2 separate regions of the Homo sapiens genome follow, and region 2 is linked to region 1. Evidence: read pairs that join two places in POLR2A ChIA-PET (ENCODE). Cell type or tissue: K562. All regions are shown on one strand. Each heading gives the region's core, and the rest is flanking DNA. Links, peaks and the distances in the headings are about the cores only.

Region 1 (7,860 bases), core at 1,377-6,376:
GATGACCTGAAACCCACCCACATGCCACTCAACTCGGTCACCACTGTCCCGCTGGAGTTTTAAGGACAGAAACCCCAAGTAAGATATCGTCCCTTTTCTCAGTTTTCTCTGTGGCATCATCCTTTTTTATTGTGGTAACATACGGGTAACATAAACTACCATTTTCGCCGTTTTTCAGTGTATAGTCCAGTGGCATCTAAGGACCTTCACATTGTAGTGCTCTATGGCGTCACATTCAAGCTGTGTGCTCACCCGCCTTCATCTCCGAGAGTGTGGTTTCTCCCTTCGCAGTGAGATGCTCCCGACGTTTTTATTTCAGCCAATTAGAAGCCCCACTCGGCCACCTGGCACCTGGTCTCCGCTCTCCTGCTGTGGTTCAGTCTTGATTTTTCAAAGGCACGGGTCACCAAGTCGCTGCCCAGTTAGGTGGCTGAGGGAGAGGCTCGTGGAGAGGCTCGTGGAGCGCCTCGAGCATCTGAGCTTTCTCAGGACTCGGAGCTGTGCTGTTGGCGTCAGCGTGTGACACCAAGAACCTCCTCACTTGGGGTCAGAAATCTGCTTGATTCACTTAGCTGGTTTGATGCCAGTCCTCCAGCCACACACCCTGCCCTCCTCACACTGTCCTGAGGATGCCGGGTTTTCGTGTCCTGACTCCTGGGCCATGTCTAAAACTGACAGGTGATTCTGTTCTTCCGTCCCCTGAGGCTTCCGACCAAGACCAGATGTTGCGGATGAACCCATCTTTCCTTTCCAACAGGACTCCACCTTCTCTGCCCCTAACCCGGTTAAGTTGCACGAGTGAACAATTTGGTTCTCAGCGATCCCGACCCTGCCTCATCCTGGGGGTTGCATGGGGGGTGTCTTCTCTGCATGGGGGGCCAGCGCCCCATGCACCGGTGGCCACAAGCCCATGCTGGGCACTGCCCCACGACCCTCGCCCCTCGTCAGTGCTCAGCGTCCGCTGCTGCTCAGTGTCCCCTCCATGTCGCCTCTGCCGTCCCATTGTTAAAGGCTTTCTATGATCTGTCGCTGTGTTTTCCCTCTAGTCAGGAGTGGCAGGAAAGGACGCCGACGAGTGTTCAGCCTGTCGGAGGCCGACAGTCATGGCGGCCACTGGGTTTAGTGCTCCGAACGGCAGCTGCCACGGCACCTCACGCACAGTCAATTCAGGCAGGTCTCCCCTGTGAGCCGCTCGGGCCGCGACGTCCACTCGCCACGCTGCATTTCCACAGTCGGCAGGGTCCGCGCTGGCAAGGTGGGCCAAGCTGGGCCTGAGCACAGAGCCATTTGCCAAGGCGGCACTTCCCCATTTTCCCCCAAAGTTGGTTCTCCCTGCTCCCTGTCTGGCCTCACCTCATGTGAAGACCAGATCCCCGGCCCTTGACCTTCGCGACAGTCCTTCACCTTCGCGACAGTCCTTCTGAGCCAGACCTGTACAGCCTGGAAACGCTGTCCTTCTCTGTGACATGTGCACCAGTGTCAGGCTCGGCCCGGGCCAGAAGCAGATGCTCCTGCCAAGTCCCCCAGGGGTCCCCCCAGTTTAGGCCATGGGGGTTGGGCGGCAGTTGGCTGGCAAAGTGAGAATTTGTAGAAAGCAACCAAGAAGTCTCCTCATTTCTTTTTTCCTTTCTTCCCCTAGTCTTGATCTAAGATAAGTGGCAAATTCAGTCCTGTTTTGACCGGAAGCCAAGAGCCATTTCCCTCATAGACACATGGATGGATGTGGCCCCACCATCTCCCTTTCTGAGTGGCACCCACACAGCAGTGAGGCTGATCCATGGGCCACCACCCAGCAGCCTGGCTCGCTGTCGGGGCCATCCCTGCTGCCTCCCCTATGACGCTTCTTCTGTGGTTTCTGATGCGCTTTTCTCCATTGGCCGTTGCGCTTGTCTGCTGGGAGCCTTTGCCTTCTTTTGTGTTGAAATCCTATTTTCTCTGAGCTTTGCCCTCCACTTGCTCTACAGGTACCATCCTTTTCTTCCCCACAACACTCAGCCCCACCTTTTCCCAGCCCAGCACAACAAATCCAAGTTTTTGCTGGAAGTCACCATTTGCTTGACAAGGATGTGTTAAGGCCCCACCCTAGGCCTGCAGATCAGTTTCTGAGGTGCTGGCCAGGCACATGGGGGACCTGCTGCCTTGGTGTCCTCACTGGCCACAGCCACGGGATGTCTGTCCGCTGCTTATGGAAACGTGGCCTTCCTGAATGTCCCATTACCCCCTCGGCTCTGTCTCCCCAGCCCGTGGCCAGGAAGTCAGACTTTTCTCCAAATCCCTCATTTCCTGAGCCTGGCCTCAACTTGTGGCCCTAGAGTTCAAAAACACCAGCAGGCATGAAGCCAAGGCTTCACCAGTAACTTTTGCAGCTCAGCACTTGACTAGAAAAAAGTGTCCTCACTGGGTAATTTTCCCCCCAATGAAAACCTGGCAGAGTTCTCCTTTTTCACCTGCCTTGGTTGGATACCCTTGTAGATCAAGTTCAGGAAGCAGTTCTTAAACAACAACAAGGCCATGTCATAGGTGATGGGTAAGAAGAGGTTATTTTTTCCCTATTTAAAAAGAGGCTACTTTTAGCGGGGAAACCAACCCTTTTAATAAAAATTGTTGGTCCTTTTCCTGAAGAAGAAATCAGTTCTGTGCGCATGCTATTGTTAGTTGGTTTGCTCTTTTTGATATATTTGCCTACAAGGTTTCCACATCCCTGATTATTCTCATAACCAAACACCCCATTAAGGAGCAGGGAACGAAGTTGGCCAGCTTCTTTGAATATCTGCATGCAAATGCAGACTTGAGCAAAGAGAGAAAACACTTACATCGAAATTTTAAGAAAACGTGAAGGTAACGCTTGGCTACTTTGTCTCCAGATGGTAGGACAGTGCCATTTGGGGAATTAGTCATTTCTAAACTGCCTCCTCAGCAGCAAAATTTATGTGTGGATCCACATGTGTGTGAGTTTGTCACAGGTCTGCTCATGCCCATTCGAAGCAAGGGCAGAGGCCACCAGAGCAGGTGAGCACTGCTCAGGGAACCACAGGTTCTGAGGAACAGCAGGCAGATCGTGCTAGGTCAGGGCGCACGCCTGAGCTGAAACCAGCCCAGCACCGCAAGCCATCCTTACTGAATGGAGCAAATCAGTTGAAATTCAAAGAAACCAGAATTCGCATGTAGTGTTTACTCAGCATTTCTGGGCTCAGATCACACCTCAAATCACTTTTTCCACTAGTGTTCACCGATGCCCATTGCCACCCTCCCAGAGCGAGGACCAAAGCCTCATGCAGTGGTTTCCTCTAGATCTCTCTCTCTCTCTCTCTCTTTTAAAAAAGACATTAGGAAGAAATTAATTGGGCTGGGCACGGTGGTTCACACCTGTGCACATCCCAGCACTTTAAGAGGCCAAAGCAGAAGGATTGCTTGAGCCCAGGAGTTCCATACCAGCCTGGGCAACGTAATGAGACCCCGTCTCTACAAAAAACTTTAAAAATTAGCCAGGTGTGGTGACACGGGCCTGTAGTCCCAGCTACTCAGGAGGCCGAAGCAGGAGGATCACTTGAGTCCAGAAGGTTGAGGCTGCAGTGAGCTATGATCATGCCACTGCACTCCAGCCTGGGTGACAGAGTGAGACCCTGTCTCAAAAAAACAAAAGAAATGAAATGAATTGTGACCTTTTAGAGTTCATCTTGCCCAGAGTCTTGTGGGGAGAAATGCCGGTGTGTGCTTTGAAATCCAGTCTGTCTCTCGTGCTTTCGCTCCGTGATGGGAGCTCTCTTCCTCTCCCTCTTCCCTTTCTATATGCTGCCTGCTTTTATTTCGTTCTTTGTTTTTCCATTATTTTGCTTTATGTTCCATTTGCTCTTCTGTTTTATTTTGGCCTGACTTAAAAGAGAAAATAAAAAACTAAACTGGAATCACGTTGAACAAAAAAAAATTCTACCATGCTTCCCGGGTCCCAGGCTGCTGTCAGACTCTTAGCTCGATATAGCATCGTCAGCACCTCCCGCCATGGCTTGGGGACCCCCAGCTCTGTGCAAATGAGAATTTGCCTCCAAGCAGGATGCCCACTGTCTTCTTCTCAATGTTTTTAAACACCCGGCATCTGAAGTGCTGGAAGATGTTTTCCACAATGAATTCCAGCTGCATCTGGTGTTTCTGTTCAGGCAGGCTCATCACTGGAAGGCAAATGGGCCAGCATGTGTCTGTAGGATTTTGAAAAGGGCCGGGCACGGTGGCTCATGCCTGTAATCCCAGCACTTTGGGAGGCCGAGGCGGGCGGATCACTTGAGGTCAGGAGTTTGAAACCAGCCTGGCCAACATGGTGAAACCTCATCTCTACAAAAATACAAAAATTAGCCGGATGTGGTGGCAGATGCCTGTAATCACAGCTACTCGGGAGGCTGAGGCACGAGAATCACTTGACCCCGGGAGGTGGAAGTTGCAGAGAGCCAAGATCATGCCACTGCACTCCAGCCTGGGCAACAGAGTGAGACTCCGCCAAAAGAAAAAAAAAAAAAAAAGCACCAAGGAAAGAAATTGCTGCTCCAAGAATAACTGCGTTGGGTGGAACCTCACCTGCCTTGTCCTGGCGTGGTTTCTCAGTGGCCCCTGCCGGGAAGCTCGGGACAATAATGGCCTGAGGAACCACAGCAGCCCCTTGGTGGGTGCTGGCTCAGCACTTTGAGGAGGAGGAGGAGGAGACAGGCCAAGGTTTTGTTTTGGTTTTGCAAGCTGAAAAGTTCTACAGAATTTCCTTTTTTTTTTTTTTTAATATTGCAGTGGGTTCCCTCTTGGGTAAATGTCATCAAATGTATACTCTGGAAATGGCCTGATATTACGAGCACACCCAAGCCCATTTACTTCCCAAACAAGTATTTATCATCAGGCAGGCCTGAGATTTGCCCACACATAAAGCCTGTCAGCTGGGTCTCTGCACCCAGGAACTGTGCTTTCATAAGCCACATGCTGATTTTGCACAGGCCCTGAATTTTCCCCTCATATCACAAGTCAGGGTAACCCTAGGCCCTGCTGTATTTTCCCCAGGCCTAAGTCAGACTGGATTTTGCAGGTTCTGTGTCCCCAAAAGGAGTGAGTGGAGCCACGCTGAGCCCTCACGCCAGCCAGCCACCTCCCACCTAGCTCACCAGGGCCGCGGTTCAGGATGGGAGCACAGGGCGCAGTGCGACGGGGTGTCTCAAGGGCTCAGTGTGTTTCCGGTTTTTCTCCCCCAATCCAGATGCCCCCATGAGTCCAGAACTGCCTAAGCCTCACCTTCCTGACCAGTTGGTAATCGTCAACGAAACGGAAGCAGACTCTAAGCCCAGCAAGAACGTGGCCAGGAGCGCAGCCGTGGAGACAGCCAGCCTGTCCCCCAGCCTCGTCCCTGCCCGGCAGCCCACCATTTCCCTGCTCTGCGAGGACACGGCTGACACGCTGAGCGTCGAATCGCTGACCCTTGTCCCCCCAGTTGACCCCCACAGCCTCCGCAGCCTCACCGGCATGCCCCCGCTGTCCACGCCGGCTGCCGCCTGCACAGAGCCCGTGGGCGAAGAGGCTGCATGTGCTGAGCCTGTGGGCACCGCTGAGGACTGAGTCAGTGCCGGGGCCTCCCTTTGTGTGTGTGGCCCCGCTGGTAGGGACCCCAGTGCCGCTGACTGGCAAGACACACTGGGAGCACCCACCATTCTGTGCGGCCCCCAGCAGCCATCTCAACCACCTATCCCTGCGCTCCCTTGAATGGGAAGAAGCCCCACGTTGTCCTTGAATTCCTTTTTCACTTTGCATCTCTTCACGTGCAGGCTGGGACCAGCGGAGACACCGCGGCGAATGCAGATGACTGCACCGGCCACTCAGGGAGCTGCCTGGGCTCCGTGTCTCTGAGCCCCGGGTGGCAGGACCCACCGGCACCTCTTTCTTCCTCTGTCATATGGCTCCTCTGTCACCAGCCCCAGTGTGCACAGAAGAATTGGACCAGGTCACTGTACGTAGAAATTTGTAGAAAAGCAGACTTAGATAAACATCTCCTTTGGATATTTATTTCCGCTTTTGGCAGCAGGTGAACATTTATTTTTAAAACTTCTATTTAAAAGAAGTCCAAAAACATCAACACTAAGGTTTGATGTCATGTGAAAAGTGTAATAATAACAGTTAAGATTTCATGATCATTTTCACTGGACCTTTCCTGATATTTTGTTTCAGAGTTCTTAGTGTGGCTTTTTCCATTTATTTAAGTGATTCTTTGTTACTCACTAACTCTGCAAGCCTGTGGAATAATGAAGTACCTTCCTGGAAAGTTTGGATTATTTTTTAAACAAAAACAAGGGAGATACATGTATTCTCAGGTACACACAGAGCTGAGAGGGCTGAATGGTTTTCTGCTATAGCAGCCGAGAGGCCTCCCATCATGGAAAGATTTCTCCAGGAAAAGGAGGAATGTAGCCAGCTCCCCACTCAGGACGCTTCCTCATTTCTCTTCACCAAAACCAAACAGAGACAGCTTCCAGCACCTTCTTCAGTGTTACCATCTCTAAGAAGGAACCAGTTGGGACCGTGAAGACTCCCGACCCTGTGGCCATGATGGAAATCAAAGGAAGACACCCTCTACGTCACCTGCCCTCGACTGTGTGTGCCCACATGTGCCGAGAGATGGCCCAGAGCCAGTTCCCCTCCAGCTGCAAGGGCATGGTGTCCCCAGAGCTCTGAGTCTGTCACTCTCCCTCTGCTACTGCTGCTGATCTGAATATGGAAACCCCATGGTTCCCTTCCCCATTCGGACTGGGTGTGTACAAGCAAGGACCCAGATGCATCAGACACAGCCCCCAAGATGTTCCTTTCTACTCGGCCAGCTCGGGAGCCAGACACAGCACTCACAGCCCAGGCCGTGATCCACCCTCCCCAAGTCCACCAGGGCCAGCGGCCCCTCACCTCTCTGGTCACTGGTGAGACCTTCCACAACTTTCCTCCAGACCTGCCAGCAGATGTGCCCACCAGGGGCATTAGGTATCCGCCGGAGCCTGGCCATAGGGTAGTCTCGGGAGCCGCGCTGAGATCTTTTGCCACCTGCATTTTAGAAGAACATGGTCTCTGTCTCCTCGGCCCAGCCAGCTGTCCCGGCAAGGCCTGCCGAGGGCAGTTTTCAACCTCATGAAGGAAACACAGTCCTGCCAAGGAGGGGGAGTGGCGCCCATGGGGACAGGCCTCAGTCCTTAGAAGCCCTCTGGGTAGCTGTGCCCACCCAGCCTTCATGGCTGCAGGTACAAGGACCTTTGCTTCCATAGAGAAAACGCACAGCTCAGAAAGGGGGCCACATGGGCAGAAACCCAAAGGAAGGACAAACCACGACCACCGTGGCCATCTGCAGAATCCCTGGAAGAGAAGGAAGGCAGGGTGGAGCGGGGGGAAGACCATCATGGAGAGAAGGACCACAGCATCAGGAGACGGGACACGCCACACCCAGCAGGCAGCCTGTGTGTTGCTTAATTTTTTAAGAGCAAGAGGGGTAGAGAGGATCAAGCTGGCCCTGGCTGGAGATGGCTAGCCCCTGAGACATGCACTTCTGGTTTTGAAATGACTCTGTCTGTGGGGCAGCAGAAACTAGAGAAGGCAAGTGGCTGCCCCACCCCAAGGCGTGACCAGGAGGAACAGCCTGCAGCTCACTCCATGCCACACGGGTGGGCCACCAGCCTGCTGTCAGAAGTCTCTGGGCTCCAACTGGTCTTGTAACCACTGAGCACTGAAGGAGAGAGGTCTTGGTCAGGGCTGGACAGCATGCCCGGGAGGACCAGCAGAGGATTAAAGGTGACTGGGAGGACCAGCGGAGGATAAAAGACACTGCTCAGGGCAGGGCTTCTACCCTGCATCCCTGGCCAA
Region 2 (5,000 bases), core at 1-5,000, 290 kb before region 1:
CAGGGAGCTGCAATGGAAATCCATTCAACGGTGCTGGAATTGGGATGGCAAAAAGGAGCAGCAGGCAGGTGTCAGCAGGGAGCAGCTCTTTGCATCCCACAGTTCCCAGGGAGCTTACCATTCTTTCATTCATTCATTCATCCTTTCATTTATGAGACAAAGTCTCACTCTGTTGCCCAGGTTGGAGTGCAGTGGCACAGTCATTGCTCACTGCAGCCTCAAGCTCCTGAGCTCAAGCCATCCTCCTGCCTCAGCCTCCCAAGTAGCCGAGACTACAAGGGCACTCCACCACACCCAGCTAATTTTTGTATCTTTTATTTCTGAAGAGATGGGGTTTCACTATGTTGCCCAGGCTGGTCTCAAACTCCTGGCCTCAAGTCATCCTCCCTCCTCAGCCTCCCAAAGTGCTGGGATTACAGGTGTGATCTCAGACAGCTTACCTCTTAATCACCTTTCCATCTGAGCTGGCAGCAGAGCTGGGAAAGTGCACCCAACACCCCAGATGCTGCAACTTTAGTGCTTCCTGCTCCTTCTCTGTGTGGAACTGGCCTGTTTGGGTACCCAGGGCCAGTCCCCTCCAAGACCCTCTGTAGAAAAAGACCCTACTGTACACCTCAATTCCATTGCAGGACAGGACATAATTGAATCCTGCCTCTCCCTGCCCCAGTCACCCATCCCTCCCAAGCCATTATCTTGGGACCTGCAAGGGCCTCCAAGCCAAGGGTGGCAAATCCAAATACCAAAGGGGCCATAATGATGTAAAATGTGTCCAGGCAGAAGGCAATAGGGAGTAGTGGGGCCTCTGGTAACAATTGTGTGTACTCTATATAGAGACATTGTGATGGTGATTTAGACACACACACACTTATATTGGCTTGGGAAACAAAACAAATAGGCCTATCGACTGGATTCAACTTTTGATTTTGCAGCCAAGCCCCTGTGGCACAGCTGAGGAGCTTGCAGGTCAGAAAGGGGATTTAGAGCCAACCAATAGCAATATCTCCAGACCTCTCCTGACACGAAGCTCATCTGACCTCCTGCCCCCATTACACACATACACATGCACACACATGCATGCAGGCACATGCACGCACGTCTTCTAGTCTCCCTGCCTTGAGGACAAATGATCAGATCCTGCAACTGTTTCCAGGCCCATAAGCCCCTGAGCATTGCAGTGTTGCTACATGCCTTAGTTTCCTCTCCGTCTCCTGTGACCTCCTCGTGCCACTCCAGGAAGTGAAAGTCTTGAGTGAGACCAGTAGTTTCTCTTAAGTCCTCTCTCTGTCTCGTTCTCCTGGGATATCTACACTTGGTTTGCAAACAGCAGGCTGGAGAGTGAGGGGCTTCTTCCTCTACATCCAGCTCCTCCCCCATCCTGCTCCAAGTCCAGCATGTTCCTATCTCTTCCCCAGGACCCTGGGCTCTTGGGCACAAATCAAGCCATCACCAGACAGCCTGTGGGGTGGCAAGAGCAGAGGTTTGTTTCTTTGTGAACATCTATAGGTACCAGGCTCTGTGCAGGCCCTATTGTTGGTGAGCCATAGAGGTACCAACCTCACCCCATGAATCCTCCTTTGTTTCTTTTCTTTTCAACCCCTGGGCCTTTAAACCTTCGATTAACTGCCCAGTGCAGCCCAGGTCATGGTACACTATGATCTTTGGTTCACATGAGGGTTTTCTCTTCATTAATGTCCCTATTTCCCATACTGGGTGCCCATTCTAATGCATTTCAGGTGTATCTTTCTGTTTGTATGTGCTCTTATAAAACATGTTTTGCCTTTTTTTTTTTTTTTTAGATGGAGTCTCACTCTGTCACCCAGGCTGAGTTTTCTATTTTTAGTAGAGATGGGGTTTTACCACCTTGGCCAGGCTGGTCTCAAACTCCTGACCTCAGGTGATCCACCCGCCTCGGCCTCCCAAAGTGCTGGAATTACAGGTGCGAGTCACCACGCCTGGCCACAGTTTCTTACTTTTGCATTCTGTACTATGTTTTTAGGATCTACTTGCCTTGCTTCTGATGCATTTGATCTTTGCTTCTAATCACGGACATTGTTCTCTATGGAGTGCAGGGGTTACTTTTCACCTGTCCACACCCCCAGTGATGGACACCTAGGTGACCTCCAACTCTCTGTCACCACAAATAACACAGCAGTAACCATCCTCAGATGGGTTCTCCTGGGGAGTTGTGGGAACATTTCTTCAGGATATATAGACCCAAGAGCTGAATTGCCAGGTGGTAGGATCTACATATCCTTAGATATTCTACATGATGCCAGGTCGTTCTCCAGAGCGGCCCCATCCATCTACATTCCCACAAACCCGTGTAACCAACACTTGGCATTTCCCAGATGTCTAACTTTTGCCAGTTGTACAGTATCAAGTGTCACTTTGCTGTTTTATTTTTGGAGTTTACATCTTAGTACCACTTACTCGCTAAGTCACTTTAGGTAAGTCACAACAACCCAGTGACATAAGCACTGTGCCAACAAAATGCAGTCGATTCTGTGACTCAGAGAGGTTGAGTAACATTTGCAAAGTCACACAGCAAGTGTGGAACTAAGATTTGAACCCAGAGCCTGCACCCTTAACCACTATGCTATTATTATGTTTTGTCTCTCTCCTAAAATATCATCTGGGTCTACATTGCAAGCCTCTTTGGCAGGGACTGTGTGGTAAACCTCTTTGGGGCCAGTAAGGAACTGAGCTCAGTGACTTTCTTACGGGGTGCTCAGTGAATCATTGTTTTACAGCTTTAGAGGGGAAAAGTGAGAGATGTTTCTTAGAGTTTATCTGGAGGACTACAGGGTGCATGAGCAAAAGCGGAACTCATTTGAGCTACTACCCCCACAAAGAAGCTGTTTGGGGTCTGGTCATGGTAGATAGGCATTCCTAGGCCCCTGGCTTCCCAACACCATTTGGCCCCCGGAAGCAGCTTGTCATGAGGTTGGGGAGCAGGTTGGTGTTGGGGGGGGCCTTGGGGGAAAGGAAAAGGAGAAGACTGCCAGGCAACGAGGAATCAGAATCTCAAAAAGACTCAATTGAAGGGGCTCCAACACTCGTTGAAACGGAGGCTCAGAGGGCTAAGGTAATGTACTCAGGATCAAAGGCAGAGCAGAAACTCAAACCATGTCTCTAGGCACACAGTTCAGAGGTCTTCCCATTATTCCTCAGGAGGAGAAGTTCATGGTCAAGAGTAGGGAAGTATTCCTTCTCAAGCTTTTTTTTTTTTTGTCTGAGACAGAGTCTTGCTCTGTCACCGAGGCTGGAGTGCAGTGGCGTGATCTCGGCTCACTGCAACCTCCGCCTCCCAGGTTCAAGCAATTTTCCTGCCTCAGCCTCCCAAGTAGCTGGGATTATAGGCACCCACCACCACGCCCAGCTCATTTTTGTATTTTTGCAGAGACGGGGTTTCACCATGCTGGTCAGGCTGGTCTTGAACTCCTGACCTCAAGTAATCCGCCAGCCTCGGCCTCTCAAAGTGCTAGGATTATAGGCGTGAGCCACCACCCCTGGCCTCCTTCTCATGCTCTTTAATCACAGTTCAGAGCAGTGCTGGAGGCTTTTAGGGGTAGCAAAAGAGCCTTCTTCTCCCTTTCAGTGCCTCCTTAGACCCTCAAAGATAGACTCCCCGCCTCTGGGAAGAAAACATCTAATGAACTGGACGTAATCTCAGCGCCTGCGTCTGTAAAATGGCTATAATAACAACAATCTCCCAGAGTTGCCGTTAACAGTTGAAACAGAATAGTAAATGCAAGGCATCTAGCACAGCCCCAGACACAGAGAAATCTCCCCTGGTCACTCTCACAGAGGTAAGAAGCACATTAATAATAAAAATGGTCATCACGCATATTGTACTCACCATGCAGAAGTTGTGCTGCCTTAAGCTACTGTTCATTGAGCACTTACTGGTCGCCAGTCCCCTTTCTAAGGGCTCCATGCAACTTAACTCCCCTAATCCTATGAGTTGCCAATTATTATCCCCCACTTTACAGATAAGGAAACTGAGGCTCCAAGTGGTTTAAAAAATGAACTTACCCAGATTGTAGTGCGTTGGTAGGTAGGGATAACCTGAAAGTTGGGAAATTTCACCCCAAAGCTCACCATCTGAGCTCCATTCATCTCCCACCAGCTGAGATGGAACGTTATGCTGTTCCCAGAAGAGATGCATGCACTGATCTTCAGATAGTTTAAGTCTGAGTTAGAACATTGTGGCGACACCTGATTTCCCTCGGGGGAGAGAGAGGTGAATTGTTATTTCAGACACCTGTTTAGTGTCTACACTTAGCCTTTCAAATCCTGCATGCAGTGTGAAGTGGGGATGAAAATAAACCCCAAAAAGGACTTTTGATGGCAAAAAGATCAGGAATATTTTCTCGAGTTGGATGTGGAAGGTGGTGGCCCAGGGGGAAGCACAGTTTCAAAGAGGACCTTCTAAAAATACTGCCCATTTACCAAAAAGACACAGACCGCGCCTCTGCCCTGCCCCCACATGGCTCCTCAAAAGGAGAAATTGTCTTGCCACCCACGCCTTCCCTCGCCGGGGTGCTGGGGGGCCAACAGCAATTCAAAAAGGCTATAGAGTGGGCTGAGACTTTGGAGATGGGTAGTTTGGTTCAAATCTCAGCCCACTAATCCCTCTGAGCCTGTCTCTTCATCTGAAAAACAGGAATACAAATAGCTGATGTGTAAGTTAGACCAAATGGGGTAATGCCTACGAGTCATGTCATTTGGTACCTGGCACTTGCTGGACACTGTGAATTCTAGTTCTATATCATTGCCACGGATGAAGAGAGGCTGCCATGCGCAGAAACATGCTGAGAGCTGGGAGAAGGTGAGCTAGAGGGATACAGTCCCTGCCCTCAGGGAGAGCTGAAGGGCTCTCTCTCCTGCCACGGGATGATCAGGGCCATCTTTTCCCTCCATCCCGCTCTGGCAATGTGGTTTGGAGAAACAGTCCAATGAAGGGGCCTTTGAAGCACTTCCTAAGCATCTATAGACAT

Evidence for each region. Peaks named below come from ENCODE experiments on the same cell type or tissue, not always from the same donor. Only the 100,000 strongest peaks of a DNase experiment are listed, where the experiment ranks them.
Region 2: POLR2A ChIA-PET joins it to region 1 with 6 read pairs; 2 of 35 experiments call an interaction of 5 or more read pairs at or near these places.

The regions. Positions count from the first base shown.
Region 1 is chr16:11,173,108-11,180,967 of GRCh38, forward strand. CLEC16A (C-type lectin domain containing 16A) reads left to right here. Exons shown (of 24, transcript NM_015226.3): 24 at 5,228-7,860. The coding sequence ends at 5,583. Among named protein-coding and RNA genes, the nearest start is that of SOCS1, 79 kb to the right of the region's middle. RefSeq lists enhancers at 1,067-1,580, 7,601-7,760. In K562, for the core only: no CTCF peak of the experiment used is centred there; no DNase peak of the experiment used is centred there.
Region 2 is chr16:10,884,280-10,889,279 of GRCh38, forward strand. The region is part of intron 1 of CIITA (class II major histocompatibility complex transactivator); the gene reads left to right. Among named protein-coding and RNA genes, the nearest start is that of CIITA, 9.6 kb to the left of the region's middle. RefSeq lists an enhancer at 2,998-3,117. In K562, for the core only: no CTCF peak of the experiment used is centred there; a DNase peak (open chromatin) is centred at 2,859; H3K27me3 peaks cover 743 bases.